2 separate regions of the Homo sapiens genome follow, and region 2 is linked to region 1. A link is an interaction called in ENCODE POLR2A ChIA-PET data of the cell type or tissue named here. Cell type or tissue: Caco-2. All regions are shown on one strand. Each heading gives the region's core, and the rest is flanking DNA. Links, peaks and the distances in the headings are about the cores only. Region 1 overlaps ASXL2 (ASXL transcriptional regulator 2). Region 2 holds the start of LOC105374333 (a long non-coding RNA gene).

Evidence for each region. ChIA-PET counts read pairs that join two places held together with the same protein. Peaks named below come from ENCODE experiments on the same cell type or tissue, not always from the same donor. Only the 100,000 strongest peaks of a DNase experiment are listed, where the experiment ranks them.
Region 2: POLR2A ChIA-PET joins it to region 1 with 23 read pairs; 3 of 35 experiments call an interaction of 5 or more read pairs at or near these places.

The regions. Positions count from the first base shown.
Region 1 is chr2:25,786,228-25,791,615 of GRCh38, reverse strand. All of the region lies in intron 5 of ASXL2 (ASXL transcriptional regulator 2), which reads left to right. Among named protein-coding and RNA genes, the nearest start is that of ASXL2, 90 kb to the left of the region's middle. In Caco-2, for the core only: no CTCF peak of the experiment used is centred there; no DNase peak of the experiment used is centred there.
Region 2 is chr2:26,058,056-26,063,443 of GRCh38, reverse strand. The region is part of intron 1 of RAB10 (RAB10, member RAS oncogene family); the gene reads right to left. It overlaps LOC105374333 (a long non-coding RNA gene), which reads right to left and starts at 2,933. Exons shown (of 2, transcript XR_939851.3): 1 at 1-2,933. In Caco-2, for the core only: no CTCF peak of the experiment used is centred there; no DNase peak of the experiment used is centred there.

The sequences.
Region 1 (5,388 bases), core at 258-5,257:
GAAGATAAATGTGGCTGGGAGAGGGGATTTGTGGAGGGAAAGAAATTTGGATCATATGGTTAACCTTTAGTGATAGTCTTATTATTTACAAGATATTTGTTGTACAAAGTTCCTTTTTTTTTTTTTTTGAGACGGAGTCTTGCTCTTGTCGCCCAGGCTGGAGTGCAATGGCATGATCTCGGCTCACTGCAACCTCCCCATCGTGGGTTCAAGCTATTCTCCTGCCTCAGCCTCCTGAGTAGCTGGGATTATAGGCGCCCGCCACCACACCTGGCTAATTTTTATATTTTTAGTAGAGACGGGGTTTTGCCATGTTGGCCAGACTGGTCTCGAACTCCTGACCTTGTGATCTGCTTGCCTCGGGCTCCCAAAGGGCTGGGATTACAGGTGTAGGCCTCCACGCCCGGCCTCACAAAGTTTCTTAGGAAAATTAAGGTATAGATAAGAGAGAGAATGGAGACACTGATGACTCTTCCAAATTTTCATAGCCAGACACCAGGAAGATCAAGACTGTTTATAGGCTGGGTGTGGTGGCTCACACCTGTAATCCCATTACTTTGGGAGGCCGAGGCAGGAGTATGACTTGAGCCCCGTAGTTCAAGACCACCTTGGGCAACATGGTGAGACCTTGTCTCTAAATAAAAAACAGCTGGTTTTGGTGGTGCACACCCGTAGTCCCAGCACTTTGGGAGGCCAAGGTGGGAGGATCACTTAAGCCTAGAAGTTTGAGACCACAGTGAGCTATGATGATGCCACTGTATTCCAGCCTGAGTGACAGAGAGAGACCCTGTCTCAAAAAAAAAAAAAAAAAAAAAGACAAAAAACTGTTTATTGACTCTTTTTTTGTTTGTTTCATATTTTTGTTCATTAAGTTTCTGAGTTAATAAACTAGCGTCTTTTGTTTTTCTGCTCACTAGTGTTTAAGTTAGCTCTGTTTCTCATCACTGGTATATAAGCTAAAATTTATTTTTGTTTTGCTTTTGAAAACCATTTGTTGTAGGTAGAATACTTCCTTGGTGTAGGATGACGTTAATTGGTGACATTAATTGGTTTCATTTGAAGTAAAACTGGTAATAGAGAAGTATAAGGGATTATTTTTCTATAAGTACCACTTTGTGAGAAAAGACTATAAACAGGGTCTTGATATAGTTAAAATAAAGCTTTAATTTTTTTCCTTTTTTTATGTTTTTTTTTAACCAAGGTCTTATTTTTAATAGTTCTGTTTTTGTTTTTTTTTTTAAGATGTAGTCCTAGGAAACCTTGCTCATGCGCTTCTCACACCCCCCCCACCCCCACCCCGCAACTGCGACTCATATCACCACCACCTCAGTTAGCTAGTTTATTCTCAAATTATTCATCATCAAGGACCAATTTTTTTCCTCTAGTCCATTGTGGACTCAGAATGACCCAGCAATGTCAAATTTCTATGAAAGTACCTAAATGTTCTTGCTTTCATGCTTATCTTGTCACAGACCAGTCTGTGGACATTTGAACAGCAATAGTTTAGATGATTTTTCAGCTTTACTTTAAAAAAGGGGGAGAGGGTGCCAAATTTTATCTTTAAAGGAGAAACTATATGAAATGATCTTGTCCCTTTTTTAAAAAATTCAGAACAGAAAATAACCCCCATCTCCCTAGTAAATAATTAACTATTACGATGCTTCATCAGCATTGTGAAAACATCCTGTCATCTCCAAATCGCTACTGGTCCTTTCTCAAAAGTAACCACCGTCCTGATTTCTGTCAGTTTGGGTCACTTGCCTATTTTTAAAATTTTAAATTAGATTATAATATATATGGATGAAGTACTATTTCTCTGAAATGCTTGGAACCAGAAGTGTTTTGGAGTTTGGATTTTTTCAGATTTTGAAACATTTGCATTATTTGGGTTGGGCATCCCAAATTCAGAAAGTTCAAAATCCAGAATGCTCCAATGAACATTTCCTTTGAGCATCGTGTTGGCACTCAAAAATTTTCTGATTTTGGGCATTTCATGTTTTCTGATTTGGAATGATCAGCTTGTATTCATTAAAGTACACGTAAGTATACAGCTTGTTGGATTTTCACAAACAGAACAGTACTATGAACTATCAACCAGATTAAGGAGCAAAATATTGCCCTAGTATCTCTCCCTGAGCTCTCTTCTGGTCACACCCATTGCTCCAAAATAACCACTCTAACAACTTCCAATAGCATAAACAAGACATGTCTAGAACAGAATAATGTCCAGAGAAATTTTTAAACTTACATAATCAAGTCATACTTAAATAATTTTTTGCTATTACATTATTTGCATGTGTGTAAGAATCATTCACCTTCTGGTGTGTAGAAATACATCAGATTCTTAAAACTATATAGAGTGGTTATTTTGGGGCAATGGGTATGACCAGAAGGGAGCTCAGAAAAACCCATAGCATTAATAAAAAAAATTGAACTGCAGAAAATGCAGTAATATATTTTTTAAAAAGTCAGTAGAACTAAAATGGATCTATAGATTCAATGGAATCCTAACCAAAATCATAGTAGGTTGATGGGAGAGGGGACATGTGGAAACTGACAAGCTGCTTCTAAAATTTACATGAAGATGAGATCAATCAGAAAAGCCAAGAAAATATTAAAGAACAAAATGGAAAGAATTAAACTATTAAATATCAGGATTAATCATAAAGCTAGGTAATTTTCTAAAGAAAAAAACATACTGGGTACATTAAGAAGTTGCATTCATCAAAACGTAACTTTAAGAGAGTGAAAAGGCAAGCCACAGAGAAGTTATTTGGAATAAATATATGCAACAAAGGAATATATGAGGAACTCCTACAAGTTAGTAAGAAAAAGAGAATTCATAGAAAAATGGGCAAAGACTAGAACAAGCATTGCACAAAGAAGATATCAAAATGATTAATAATGAAAAGGAGTCCAATTCCGTTAGTGACCACAGAAAGGCAACTTATAACCACATGCGATACTATTACACACCCACCAAAGTCCAAAATTAAAAAGACTGATGGTACCAACTGCTAGTGATCATGTGAAATAACGGGATTCTTATACACTGGTGGTAAGAATTTAAACTAGTACAACTAGTACAACTACTTTGGAAAACTGCTTGTCTGTCCATAGTATAGCTAATTCTACTCTGGTGTATATACCCAACAGAAAGGAGTACAAAAAGAAATTTTTTTAAAAAGTAGAATTAATTGTAATAGGCAAAAAATAAAAATAACCTAAATGTTCATCAAAGATAGGATAAATGAATTTGGGTACTGGTGGATGTTTATGCAATGAAAATACTATATACACACAGAGAGGAAACTGTCTTCCTGTATATGCATGTGCGTGTGCACATTTTAATGATAACTTTATTCTTTTATCTTTTACATTTAGATCTATAAACCATGTGGAATTTTTTTGTATTATGTGAGATGAGGATCATCATTTTATTCCTTTCACCCCGTAGGGATATCTTAATTACCTAGCACCCTTTTTTGAAGACTTCTTTCATTTACTTTATTGCAGTGTTCTCTGTCATAAGTCAATTGACCATATAGTTATGGTTTGGTTTCTGGACTTTGCTTTGTTCTGTTGTGTTTTGTCTTTCCTTGTAACAGTACCACCCTGTTTTAATTACTTTAGCTTTATTATTAATCCTGATATCTAATAGTTTAATTCTTTCCATTTTGTTCTTTAATATTTTCTTGGCTTTTCTGACTGATCTCATCTTCATGTAAATTTTAGAAGCAGCTTGTTAGTTTCCACATGTCCCCTCTCCCCTCAACCTGCTATGATTTTGGTTAGGATTGCATTGAATCTATAGATCAGTTTTAGTTCTATTGACTTTTTAAAAACTATATTACTGCATTTTCTGCAGTTCAGTTTTGTTCATTAATGCTATGGATTTTTCTGTCTTACAGGTCTTTGCACACTTCTTATCAGATTTATTCCTTGACATTTTTTATTCTGTTGTGAATGGCTTTAACTTTTTTTACTTTATAATTGTGTGTTGCTGATATATAGAAATACAGTTTTTATAAATTGACTGTGTCTTTGAAGTGTCTAGGATTTTACCTGATTTGTAAGTAAACAAAGCGATTAGCCTCTCATGGATTTTAACAGAAGAAACAAGAATCCTGGGTCATAGAAAAAGTACTGTATTACCCATGATAGAGTAAGCAATATGGCTACCAGCATACTTTTCGTGTCAGCTTTCCCTTACCCCAAGACTCACAGGTGATGAGATACAGGCCCAGGTGTATCCTATTCCTGCAGTGGGTTTGCATCTCAGCCAAGAAACATTAGTTTGAGGGATTCACTGCTTTTAGCAGAAGCAAGCATATTTTGCCTGGGAAGAGACATTGCCTCATCTCATGGTTGCTCTGCAACTGCAAACATAACCCTGAAAGATGGCTCAGGTAAAGAGTGTTCTGGGACTTAAAACATTGTTTGCATTCCTCGTGTGTATACACAACAGCACTCGGGGCCTGTGGTGGATTTCCTCTCTGAATATTGACACTGGATGTAACAACATTGCAAAATTAATTTTTAAAATATATTAGTTTATACATAGTTTTATGATTGTCTACTTATACAAATATGTAATTTATGAATAATGGCAATTTTCTTTTTCTTTTTTTTTTTTGCCATTTTGTACCAGCCAGGACTTACAGAAAATAGTGGAACAGACATGGTACTATCAATTATCCTTTTCATTCTCTACCTTTAAGGTAAAGCTTTTAATATTATAATTTTTGTTTGTTTGTTTTTGAGACAGGGTCTCTCTCTGTCACCTAGGCTGGAGTGCAGTGGTGTGATCTCGGCTCACTGCAACCTCCACCTCCAGGGTTCAAGCAAATTCTCATGCCTTGGCCTCCTGAGTAGCTGCGATTACAGGTGTGTGCCACCACACCCAGCTCATTTTTGTATTTTTAGTAGAGATAGGGTTTCACCATTTTGGTCAGGCTGGTCTCAAACTCCTGGCCTCAAGTGATCCACCTGCCTTAGCCTCTCAAAGTGCTGGGATTACAGGCGTGAGCCACCAATACCCAGCCTTTTAATATTATAATGTTTTAAGAATGATGTGGGCCGGGCGTGGTGGCTCACGCCTGTATTCCCAGCACTTCAGGAGGCCAAGACAGGCGTATCACAAGGTCAGGAGATCGAGACCATCCTGGCTAACACGGTGAAACCACATCTCTACTAAAAATACAAAAATTAGCCGGGCGTGGTGGCATGCGCCTGTAGTCCCAGCTACCTGGGAGGCTGAGGCAGGAGAATCACTTGAACCTGGGAGGCGGAGGTTCCAGTGAGCCAAAATTGCACTACTGCACTCCAGCCTGGTGACAGAGCAAGACTCCATCTCAAAAAAAAAAAAAAAAGAATGATGTGGAGTAG
Region 2 (5,388 bases), core at 241-5,240, 270 kb before region 1:
AGCAAAAAAAAAATCACATAAAGAATGTGAGTGAGCAAATGTAATAAAATGGTAATAATGAGAAAATCTACATGAAGGGTATATGTTCAATTGCACAATTTTTCCAGAGTATCAGTAGGTATGAAACTTTTCAAAATAAAAAGCTGAAAGGGAAAAGGGACATAAGGAACAGATGGTCCCTCTTCTCCCAGACGATCTGTCCAACATGACTGGAGTCTAAAACTGCCAAGGCTATCTACACAAGAAAGCGAGCCTGAGGAGGACAGTCTAATAGATTGACCATTAGATTTTAAAAATAACTAGATTCCTGATTCTTTTTTTTTTTTTTGAGATGGAGTTTCACTCTTGTCGCCCAAGGTGGAGTGCAATGGTGTGATGTCGGCTCACGGCAACCCCTGCCTCCTGCATTCAAGCCATCCTCCTGCCTCAGCCTCCCGAGCAGCCGGGATTATAGGCGCCTGCCACCATGCCTGGCTAATTTTTGTATTTTTAATAGAGACAGGGTTTCACCACGTTGGCCAGGCTGGTCTCGAACTCCTGACCTCAGGTGATCCACCTGCCGCAACCTCCCAAAGTGCTGGAATTACAGGCATGAGCCACCACACCTGGCCAAGATAACTTAGATTCTTGAGGTTGCTCAACAAACTAACCCTAGAAGTGGCAATTCTTTAGAAGGTTAAAGTTCTTTAAACTTTTTGTTGTTGTTTAAGCCAGTTTGAAGGGTTTTTTTCCTTTCCTTTATTTATTTATTTATTTATTTATTTTTGAGACAGAGTCTCGCTCTATTGCCCAGGCTGGAGTGGAGTAGCATGATCTCGGCTCACTGCAACCCCCACCTCCGTGGTTCAAGCAATTCTCGTGCCTCAGCCTCCCGAGTAGCTGAGATTACAGGTATGCGCCACCAGGTCCAGCTTATTTTTGTATTTTTAGTAGAGTTGGGGTCTCACCAGGTTGACCATGCTGGTCTCAAACTCCTGGCCTCAAATGATCTGCCTGCCTCAGTCTCCCAAAGTGCTGGGATTACAGGCATGAGCCACCATGCCCAGCAGCACTTTTGTAGTTGTGTTTGTTTGGGGAGGAGGGGATGGGCTGTCACTTCCAAATAAAAGCATCATAATACATAGATCCACTGGAAAAAGTATTGCCACCAAAATTACACTAAGGCTATGGAGCAGAGGATGGGCTGCAATGAAGGATTATAGTATTTATATTTTCTATGCTATACAATCTATTACTATGTTTTTAAACTAACAGGCACTACTTTTTAAAATTTAAGTTTAAATATAATTCCAACAAAAACAGATGTATATATTATTGCCTATTATGGGAAATTACCCTTACTATAGTAACTTACCACACACAAAAAAAATTTATTCTGAACCAAAAAAGACATCACATACAGAAACCCCAACTCCACCCCTTTTCCCCAAGCTCCTAGAACCATCAACTGTTCATGGTAAGAGACTTTGCTGTTTCAGCAGGTTCCTTTAAAAGCATATGATGTTTAGCCTGGGCAACAAACTGAGGCCCTGCCTGTATAAAAAAAAATTAGCCAGCTACATTGGAGGCTGAGGCAGGAGGAGCACTTGAGCCCAGGAGGTCAAGGCTGCAGTGACCCGAAATCGTAGCACTGTACTCCAGCGTGAGTGACAGCGTGACATTCTGTCTCAAAAACAAGGGGGGGTGGGGTGGGGAGCAGATATGAAGTGAAGAGAGATGACTACTTAAAATTACTGTTAAGCGAGAAAAATAAGACTGGGGACAATGACTCACACCTATAATTACCGCCCTTTGGGAGGCCAAGGCAGGAGGATTAATGGAAGGTAGGAGTTCGAGACCAGCCTGGGAAACCTAACAAGACCCTGTCTCTACCAAAAAAAAAATTTTTTTTAATTAGTCAGGCATGGTGGCATGCACCTGTAATATTAGCTACATGGGCAGCCAACACGGCTGTGGTGGCCTATTACTGTGCCACTGTTCTCTAGTCTGGGTGACAGGGCAAGACCCTGTCTCTCAAAGGAAAACAGGGCTGGGCACAGTGGCTCACACATGTAATCCCAGCACTTTGGGAGGCACAGGTGGGCAAATCAATTGAGCTCAGGAGTTCAACACCAGCCTGGGCAACATGGCAAAATCCCGTCTCTATAAAAATCACAAAAAATTAGCCGGACCTGGTGGTGTGCACCTGTGGTCCAAGCAACTTGGGGGCACTGAGGTGGGAGGATAGCTTGAGCCCGGGAGGCAGAGGTTGCAGTGAGCTGAGATGGCACCACTGCAATCCAGCCCAGGTGACAGAGCCAGACCCTGTCTCAAAAAACAAACGAACAAAAAAAAAAAAAAAAAAAAAAAAAGACAGAGATAAATGGAAAAAAAAATTTTCAACTGAGTATCAGCTCTTTCAACCTATATTTTTAAAGAAGCAAATCAAGTTATTTTATATAAAGAAACTACATCTAGTCTGTCTATAACCACTCCCAAAATTACATGTAACTGAAGAAATCACTCATCTAGAAGCTATTTTTCAACAAAGTTTTTTTCAAGTAGCAAAATGGAAGCTCTGTAGCCATCTTGAAAGACATTTAAGTCGGGCCAGCAGATTTTTTATTGTTGTGTTTTTGTAACTAGTAAGTTTTACTTTTTTAAAAGAAAATATCTATTTCCAGCTTCTCTGGCATAATGTGATAGAAAGAACATGGTTTCTGGAGTCTGACAGACCTGGATTAGCAATTCTGGTTCTACCACTTACTATTAGCTACATAACCTTCTTTGATAAATTACCTAATGTTTCTAATCCAAAATTTTCTCACTGGCAAAATAAGGATATACAATTTTCCTCAGAGAACTACTGTGAGAACAGGCCGGGCACGTTGGCTCATGCCTATAATCCCAGCACTTTGGGAGGCCGAGGCGGGCAGATCACGAGGTCAGGAGATCGAGACCTGGCTAACACGGTGAAACCCCATCTCTACTAAAAATACAAAAAATTAGCCAGATGTGGTGGTGAGCGCCTGTAGTCCCAGCTACTCGGGAGGCTGAGGCAGGAGAATGGCGTGAACCTGGGAGGCAGAGCTTGCAGTGAGCCGAGATCGTGCCACTGCACTCCAGCCTGGGCAACAGAGCGAGACTCCGTCTGAAAAAACAAACAAACAAACAAACAAAAAAACAAAAAAGAACTACTGTGAGAACAAAATGAAAGAGTAATAGATATAAAAGCACTTCACACAGTGCCAGGCACACAGCAGTTGTTCAATAATTTCCTTCTCTTTCCCCCTCCATATTAGAGAATTCATGGCATTCACACGAATTCACAAATTCTAAATCCAAACAAGCTTCTTCAGACTCTTGCCAATTAAGGAGGATTTTAAAAGACTGGCATTATAAGTAATCTGCCTCTACCTCCAATTCTAGCTATTATTATGTGTTCTTAGAACATGACCATGATGGTATGGCCTGAACTATGCTATGCAATCCCAACCTAGTTATGACAATCTTTTAATATTTTTATTGTGGTAAAAAAAACCCACATAATTTAAAACACATCAAAGCTATTAAAACTTACCACTAACAATTTTTAAGTGTACAGTTCAGTAGCAATTTTCAGTGTTGTGAAACGTATCTCCAGAACTTTTTCATCTTGCAGAATGAAACTCCATACCCATTAAACAACTCTCCTTCACCCCTTCCCTCCCCCAGCTCCTGATAACCACCGATGGACAGTTAAGTTGTCTCCACCTCTTGGCTATTGTGAATAGTGCTGTTATAACATGGGTATGCAAAGATCTCAAAACCTTGCTTTCAGTTCTTTGGGATATATACTTGGAAGTGGGATTGCTGCATCGTATGGTAATTCCATTTTTAATTTGTTGAGTAATTATAATTTTAATACCAAAGTACTCACAATTTTTACCCCAACAAATTTCTGAAATATTTACTTACCATGTGCTTCTCAAATTTTGCATTTAGGTTAAAAAAACAAAATCCCTAAACTAAGGGTTATTCTAATGTATGCTTGCTTATGCTACTAAATGTTAGAAGTTATATTCTAGTACATTGTGTTTATTTGATACATCTGTCTCTCCCACTAGAATAAAATTTCATAAGAACTTTGCTGCCATATCCCCAATATCTAGCACATACTGGACTATTCAAACATTCGAATGAATGAATGCATTAGCAAAACAAAAATATACTGCATCTCCAACTTTAAGTTTGTTGGGGCTCCTAAATAAAGAGTCCACTGTAATGATCAAGTACAGATTTCCAAACTGGTAAAGCAATTAGTGTAATACTTCACACTGCAACATCAACTTTTATAAAGCACCTACTATATACAAGGAACTGTATTTAAGATACAGAACTGTTAAATGTGGTCTATGATTTAGAGATCACTAGAAACAGATATTAAATCATTTTTGTCTTTCAAATATTTGAGAATGTACAGGCATTGTCCTAGGGAGATATAGAGGTGAGCAGACATCCCTGCCCTCAGCAGTTCAGATTCTAAAGGAGATGGCCAATTAACAAAACAAGTAAAACTTAATCAGAAGTCATATTAATTACTGTGTAGAAGTCAGGTAAGCAGAATGGTAGATCTGAACTGGAAGAGGGGAGCTGTTGCTATTTTATTATAGGATAGAAAGGGAAGACTTCACTGACAAAATGCTATCTGAGCAGAAACCTGGAAGAAATGAGAGAATATGCCACACAAGTTAAGTACCTAGGCAGAGTGGCTACAGCCAGAGAACAACAAGCGCACAGGTCCTGAGGCAGGAGTGTGCTTGGCAAGTTCAAAAGAGAGCAAAGATGAATTGCTGCAGGGTAAACAAAACAATCTAAGTTAGGAGTTGAAGCTCTAAGCAAAGAGGTATCAGATTTAGCCGGGGCACAGTACGGTGGTATACATCTGTAATCCTAGCTACTTAGGAGGCTGAGGTGGGAGGACTGCTTGCACCCAGGAATTCCAGGCCAGAGTGAGCAGCATAGCAAAACCCTGTCTCAATTTAAAAAAAAAGAAAAGAAAAAAGCATCAGGATATCATGTAAGGACACGGAGCCTTACATGTTCTTTCTGAGATTGAAAGCCACTAAAGGCTCTAAGCAGAGGAGTAGAAGAGTGACATATATGAATTCAACTTTAAATGAATCATTATAGGTGCCCCCTTGTCAAGAAGGGGTTGTAGAGGACAAGAAAGAAAGCAAGGAGGCCAGCTAAGAACTTACAATAATCCAGGCAACATGATGGTGTCATGGACCAGGCTGGTAGCAGCGGAGATAATGAGAAGCAGGGAAATTCTGGAGGTTAATCCAAAAGAATCTGCTAATGTGAGATACCAGTGAAGGAGGCATCAAGGATACCTCCAAGATTTTTAGTCTTCTTAACAAATATCTG